2 separate regions of the Homo sapiens genome follow, and region 1 is linked to region 2. Evidence: chromatin contacts called from ENCODE Hi-C or POLR2A ChIA-PET data. All regions are on one chromosome and are shown on one strand. The core of a region is the stretch at or near the end of the contact, and the rest is flanking DNA. Distances in the headings are between cores, read along the strand shown. Region 1 has its middle 34 kb from the start of B4GALT5. Region 2 has its middle 48 kb from the start of PTGIS.

Region 1 (2,865 bases), core at 53-2,552, 130 kb before region 2:
CTCACGCCTGTAATCCCAGCACTTTGGGAGGCCGAGGCAGGTGGATCACGAGGTCAGGAGATTGAGACCATCCTAGCTAACATGGTGAAACCCCATCTCTACTAAAAACACACACAAAAAAATTAGCTGGGTGTGGTGGCGGGCACCTGTAGTCCCAGCTACTCGGGAGGCTGAGGCAGGAGAATGGCGTGAACCCGGGAGGTGGAGCTTGCAGTGAGCTGAGATGGCGCCACTGCACTCCAGCCTGGGCGACAGAGGGAGACTCCGTCTCAAAAAAAAAAAAAAAAAAAAAAAAAAGAAGAAAAAAAAGAAAGAAAGAAAAACTAGAGACAATCTACATGTCTCCGAATGGAACATTAGATAAAATATGATGGCTGGAGGCCAGGCGCAGTGGCTCACACCTGTAATCCCAACCCTCTGGGAGGCTGAGGTGAGCAGATCACTTGAGACCAGGAGTTCGAGACCCGCCTGGCTAACATAGCGAGACCCTGTCTCTATTAAAAATATAAAAATTAGCCGGGCATGGCGGTGCACACCTGTAATCCCAGCTACTGGGGAGGCTGAGGCAGAAGAATCACTTGAACCCAGGAAGCAGAGGTTGCAGTGAACCAAGAATGTGCCACTGCACTCCAGCCTAGGCAACAGAGCGAGACTCTATCTCAAATAAACAAATAAATAAAAACAAGTAAATAAATACAAATTTAAAAAAAAAAAGAATATTTTGTGACACATGAAAATTATGTAAAATTCAAGTTTCAGTACCCAGAAATAAAGTTTTATTGGCACGTGGGCATAGTCATTTGGTTTTTTGTTGTTGTTGTTTTTGTGTGCTGTACAACAGCAGAGTTGAATAGTTGTGGCAGAGACTGTACTGCCGACAAAGCCTAAAATCTATATTATATGGCTATTTACCTAAAAGGTTTGTCAAGCCCCTGGCTTATTTGATTCTTATAACATTTTTATCCCCTTTCTACGAGTCCTATTTTTATCTACTATCACATATTTATTCCCTTTCTACCAATGAGAAGACTGAGAGAGAGAGGTCTCAGAGAGGTTATGCCATGCCCAGGGTCACACAGCAGAAAAAAGCTAGGATAAGAGCCTAGGAGCCCGGCTTCTGAGTTCAGGGCTTAACCCCAGGTTAGAGCCCTCCTAGCTCACAGCCTCTGTGCCTGGGACTCGCCCTGGGAATTCCCTGGCCTTCAACTCGCAGCCCTGTGCTGGTGGAGGCCCATCCAGGGTGAGGAACTGCAATGTCTCCTCAGATAGCCTCACAGGGCACCTTGCCAGGCCCTTTTTTCCTCTGGAGCCTGTCCTGGCTCACACAGGCCGCTCTGTGAGGCTGTGGGCAGGAGGCCTCTCTGGCCAGCAGTGTTCGGTTACTGCAGTGACATTCAATTGTTCCTAAGAGAGGAGGCCTGTTTTTGGCAGCTCCTAGACCTGGATTCCAGGAAGCTCTGCCTGACTCCCTTTCTGTTTGTTTCCCATCAGCGAATCTGCCTGTATCACTTTCCACCAGGTTACGTAAGTCAGCCTGTCGCTCTCACTCTGTCTGTCTTGCTGTTATCTTCTTATCACTCTCAGCACATCACCAGCCAGGGAGGAAGACTCAGGACTTAATAATAGGGGGATGGGACAAGACACAGGGCATGTCTGTAGTTTAGTGCTTCCAAGATGGACCGAAACTTCAGCTCTGCCCAGTTCCAAGGCTCCAGGGATGCATGTCTTACCCTAGATCCAGGGGCCCAGGGCCTCAAACCTGGAAAGTGATCCCTGGGGTGGCAGTGCGGCTCTGTGGGTGAAGGACCCATGCCTGTGTGGACACTAGCATAGTCCCTCAGCAGGCTAGCTTGGTAAGAGCTAGGAAAACAGAAAATGGATATTCAGACTCAAGAAGTGGATGTTTGAGTTCACATCTCAGCTCTGTCATTTACTGGTTATGTAATTTTGGGCAAATTTCTAAAACTGAGGCTCAGATTCTGCATCTGTACTATGGAAATAATAATAAAACCTCTCTTATTCAACATAATAAATTTTTTTTAAGAGACAAGGTCTTGCCGGGCATGGAGGCTCATGGCTAAATACAAAAATTAGCTGGGCATGATGGTGTGTGCCTGTGGTCCCAGCTACTTGGAAGGCTAAGGTGGGAGGATCCCTCGAGCCCAGGAGGCAGAGGTTGCAGTGAGCCAAGATCGCCCCACTGCACTCCAGTTTGGGTGACAGAGTGAGACCCTGTCTCAAAAGAGAAAAAAATAAAAGAGAGACAAGGTCTTGTTCTGTTGCCCAGGCTGGAGTATGGTGGCATGATCATAGCTTATAGCTCACTGCAGCCTCCAAGTTCTGGGCTCAAGAAATCTTCCCACCTCAGCCTCCCTAGTAGCTGGGACTACAGGCATGAGCCATTGTGCCCAGCTCGTAAAAATAATTACATCATTTAATACAAGTAAAGGGCTTAGAGCAATGCTTCGGCTCAGGCAATAAGGGCTCAGTAAGTAGAAGCAATTATTATTATTACTAAAATAAGAACTATTGTTATTGGGCCAGGAGTGGTGGCTCACACCTGTAATCCCAGCACTTTGGGAGGCCAAGGCAAGCAGATCACTTGAGGTCAGGAATTCGAGACCAGCCTGTTCACAAACATGGTGAAACCCCGTCACTAATAAAAATACAAATATTAGCTGAGTATGGTGGTGTATGCTCGTAATCTCAACTACTTGGAAGCCTGAGGCAGGATAATTGCTTGAACCCAGGAAAAGGAGGTTGCAGTGGGCAGAGATCGCGCCACTGAACTCCCATCTGGGTGACAGAGCAAGATGCTGAAAAAAAAAAAAAAAAAAGTCGGGCACGGTGGCTCATGCCTGTAAT
Region 2 (2,700 bases), core at 77-2,576:
AGGCACCACCACACCCAGGTAATTTTTGTATTTTTAGTAGAGACAGGGTTTCGCTGTGTTGGCCAGGCTGGTCTTGAACTCCTGACCTCAGGTGATCTGCCCACCTCGGCCTCCCTAAGTGCTGGGGTTACAGGCATGAGCCACTGCGCCCGGCCACGTTGTATGTTTTTTTTTTTAACACAGGAGATCCCGGGAGGAAAAGAAACTGAGGCTGCACAAGACAGGCAACTGGGTTCCAGTAGTACCAATTGTGTGCTCACTCTCTGTGTGACCTTGGGCACGTTAGAGGGACATTCTGGGCCTCAGGTTTTACATCCCTAGAATGGGCTCCTCGGGTCCCAGGTGACTTACATGTTGAGGTGAGCTCGTCCTGGGTGGGAGAGGTCCCCAGGACAGGGCAAGCTCCAGCACAGAGCCAGCTTCTGTTTGCGATTGTCCCAGGCTGTCCCCAAGGAGGCCATCAGGCCCCACCAGTCTCACGTTACTGCACTGACAATCCTGCCTTGCTCTGAGGTTCACAATCAGACCTGGCTGGTCCCTTGAGGCTCAGTCCTGAATGCTGCACTTTGCTGGGGGGGTTGGGGGGGGATTAGAGCTTTAGAGTCTGAGGGGCTTCCAGGTCCAGGCAGAGGCTCTGGAATGACAAGGACTTGGATTTCACCCTGGCTCTGCCACTTCCTGGCTTGGGGACCTTGAGCAAGGACTTTACCTCTTTAGGTCTTAGTTTCCTCATCTGCAAAACAGGAATCACCATGCATCATGATCATCACCCGCTATTGAGAAGATTAAGTAAGAGAATAGCTGTAGAATGCCTAGCACATATTAAGTGCTCAATAAATGCTAGCTGGCTTGCCCTATCTATCTGTCTTGCTTATAGAAACCGAGTTCTGCTTAGGAGGCTCTCTCTTCTTGTGTCCTGTTACCTGGGTGGAGCCTGGGCCCCTGGGGCTCTGATGGGCAGCCTTGTCCTCCGCCACACCCACAAGAGTCTAGTCCTGTGGGGCCCACAGCCTTCCCCACTGTCTGCACTTACCTGTCCCGCCTTTCTGCCCTCCGGTCTAAACTCGGTATCAGCAATTGGCCAGGATTCTACCCAGCACAAAGGGAGGGGCACTGCGGCCTGGGGCTTGCACGAGACAGCAGGTGCACCGCAGGCCAGGGAGGGCAGGGGACTTGCCAGAGGCCACACAGCACAGGGAGGAGGGCAGATTTGGGGGTAGTTTGTCACTCTGGCTTCTGCAGGACATCCAGCTCATGTGGCAGTGGCTGTGCTTGGCAGCTGCTGGGCAGGGCACCAAGGACGGACCCTGGGGCGGCTCCTGGCTGCCGGAGGTTAGCTCTGGGCCAGGCCTGGTGACTCAGCAGACCTACTGATCAGGGCCTGGTCGTGTTCCCCACAGTCCCACGGTGTAGGTCCTTCATGCCTGCCAACACCCAGTGTCACCTAGAGGTCGTAGGGCAGAGCTTAGCAGATGGGGAGCAGTGCTGGCTCCAGCTGGCATTGTTCTATCCCCTCCAGCCCTGCAGATCCCACAGCCCAATGGGCTGAGGCTGAATCCTGGCACTGTCTCTACGTAGCTGTGTGACCTTAGGTAAATCATTCAATCTCTGAGCATCAGTTTCCTCATCCGTGAAATGGGGATAATAATGCCTATGCTCTTTGATAGGAGGATTTAAAATGCAACTGTCTGGGCATGGTGTCTCATGCCTGTAATCCAAGCACTTTGGGAGGCCAAGGCGGGAGGATCGCTTGAGTCCAGGAGTTTGAGACCAGCCCTGGCAACATGGCGAGACCCTGTCTCCACAAAAAATAAAAAAAATAGCCAGGCATGGTGGTGCGTGCCTGTAGTCCCAGCTACTCTGGAGGCTGAGGTAGGAGGATCGCTTGAGCCTGTGAGGTCGAGGCTGCAGTGAGCTGAGATTGCACCACTGCTCTCCAGCCTGGGTGACAGAGCAACACCTCGTCTGAAAAACAATGACGACAACAACAACAATAACAACAACAACAACAAACCAATCAAACAAACCCCCCCCCCCCCACACACACACACACACACACAACCACCAAACCCTCTGGAGGCTCCCACTGCACTTGGAAGAAAGCGCTATTCCCTACTCGCAAGGCCTTGAGAGGTCCAGCCGGCTCACCTCCGCGGGGCCTCCCCTCCCCGTTCTCCCTTTGTTTTCTCTACTCCAGCCTCTCTGGCCTCCTCACTGCTCCTCTGTCTCCCTGAGCTTGTTCCCACTCCGGACATTTACCTTTGCTGGTCCCTCTGTATCTAAGTCCCTGGAGGTACCCAGTGCTATGTGGGTGAAGGGCAAAATAAGGCCAGCTTTTAGTAGCCAGTTTCTCATTCACCCATTAATGCATTTCTTCATTTAAAATCATTTCCCTGAGCACCTACTATGTTGCAGGCCCCGAGGTAGGTGCTGGGGATGAAGCTGTGGAGTATCCTAGTTATATCAACTCTCAGGGTAAGAGGGGCTGACCCTTGACTACCAAACCTTCAGTGGCTCCCTATTGTCCCAGGCCAAAGTTCATACTTCCGATCTCAGAATGCTTGCTTTTCCTATGTGGGTCCAGGTGGCTGTGTTAGTAGCTCTCAGAGTCCCTGAGGCCATTGCCACTGCTGCCGAATTTTTTGTTTGTTTGTTTGTTTGTTTGTTTGTTTGTTTTGAGATGGAATCTCGCTCAGTCAC

Evidence for each region. A loop is a pair of places that touch in the nucleus more often than their neighbours do. ChIA-PET counts read pairs that join two places held with the same protein, here RNA polymerase II (POLR2A). Pooled maps may share reads with other maps.
Region 1: a loop to region 2 is called in a map of Right ventricle myocardium inferior, with 6 times the contacts of the local background. The contact joins two enhancer-like sites. A Hi-C loop is called at or near these places in 2 of 168 maps with a recorded cell type or tissue (OCI-LY7 and Right ventricle myocardium inferior), 17 of 37 single-sample maps with no recorded cell type and 11 of 50 pooled maps. POLR2A ChIA-PET finds 5 or more read pairs at or near these places in 2 of 52 experiments (OCI-LY7 and activated CD8-positive, alpha-beta T cell).

Annotation. Positions count from the first base shown.
Region 1 is chr20:49,746,593-49,749,457 of GRCh38, reverse strand. No RefSeq gene overlaps it. Among named protein-coding and RNA genes, the nearest start is that of B4GALT5, 34 kb to the right of the region's middle. Within about 2 kb of position 1,302, at least 25 of the 41 ENCODE cell types and tissues checked have a DNase peak (open chromatin) inside an H3K27ac peak, as active enhancers do.
Region 2 is chr20:49,614,422-49,617,121 of GRCh38, reverse strand. No RefSeq gene overlaps it. Among named protein-coding and RNA genes, the nearest start is that of PTGIS, 48 kb to the right of the region's middle. Within about 2 kb of position 1,326, at least 10 of the 41 ENCODE cell types and tissues checked have a DNase peak (open chromatin) inside an H3K27ac peak, as active enhancers do.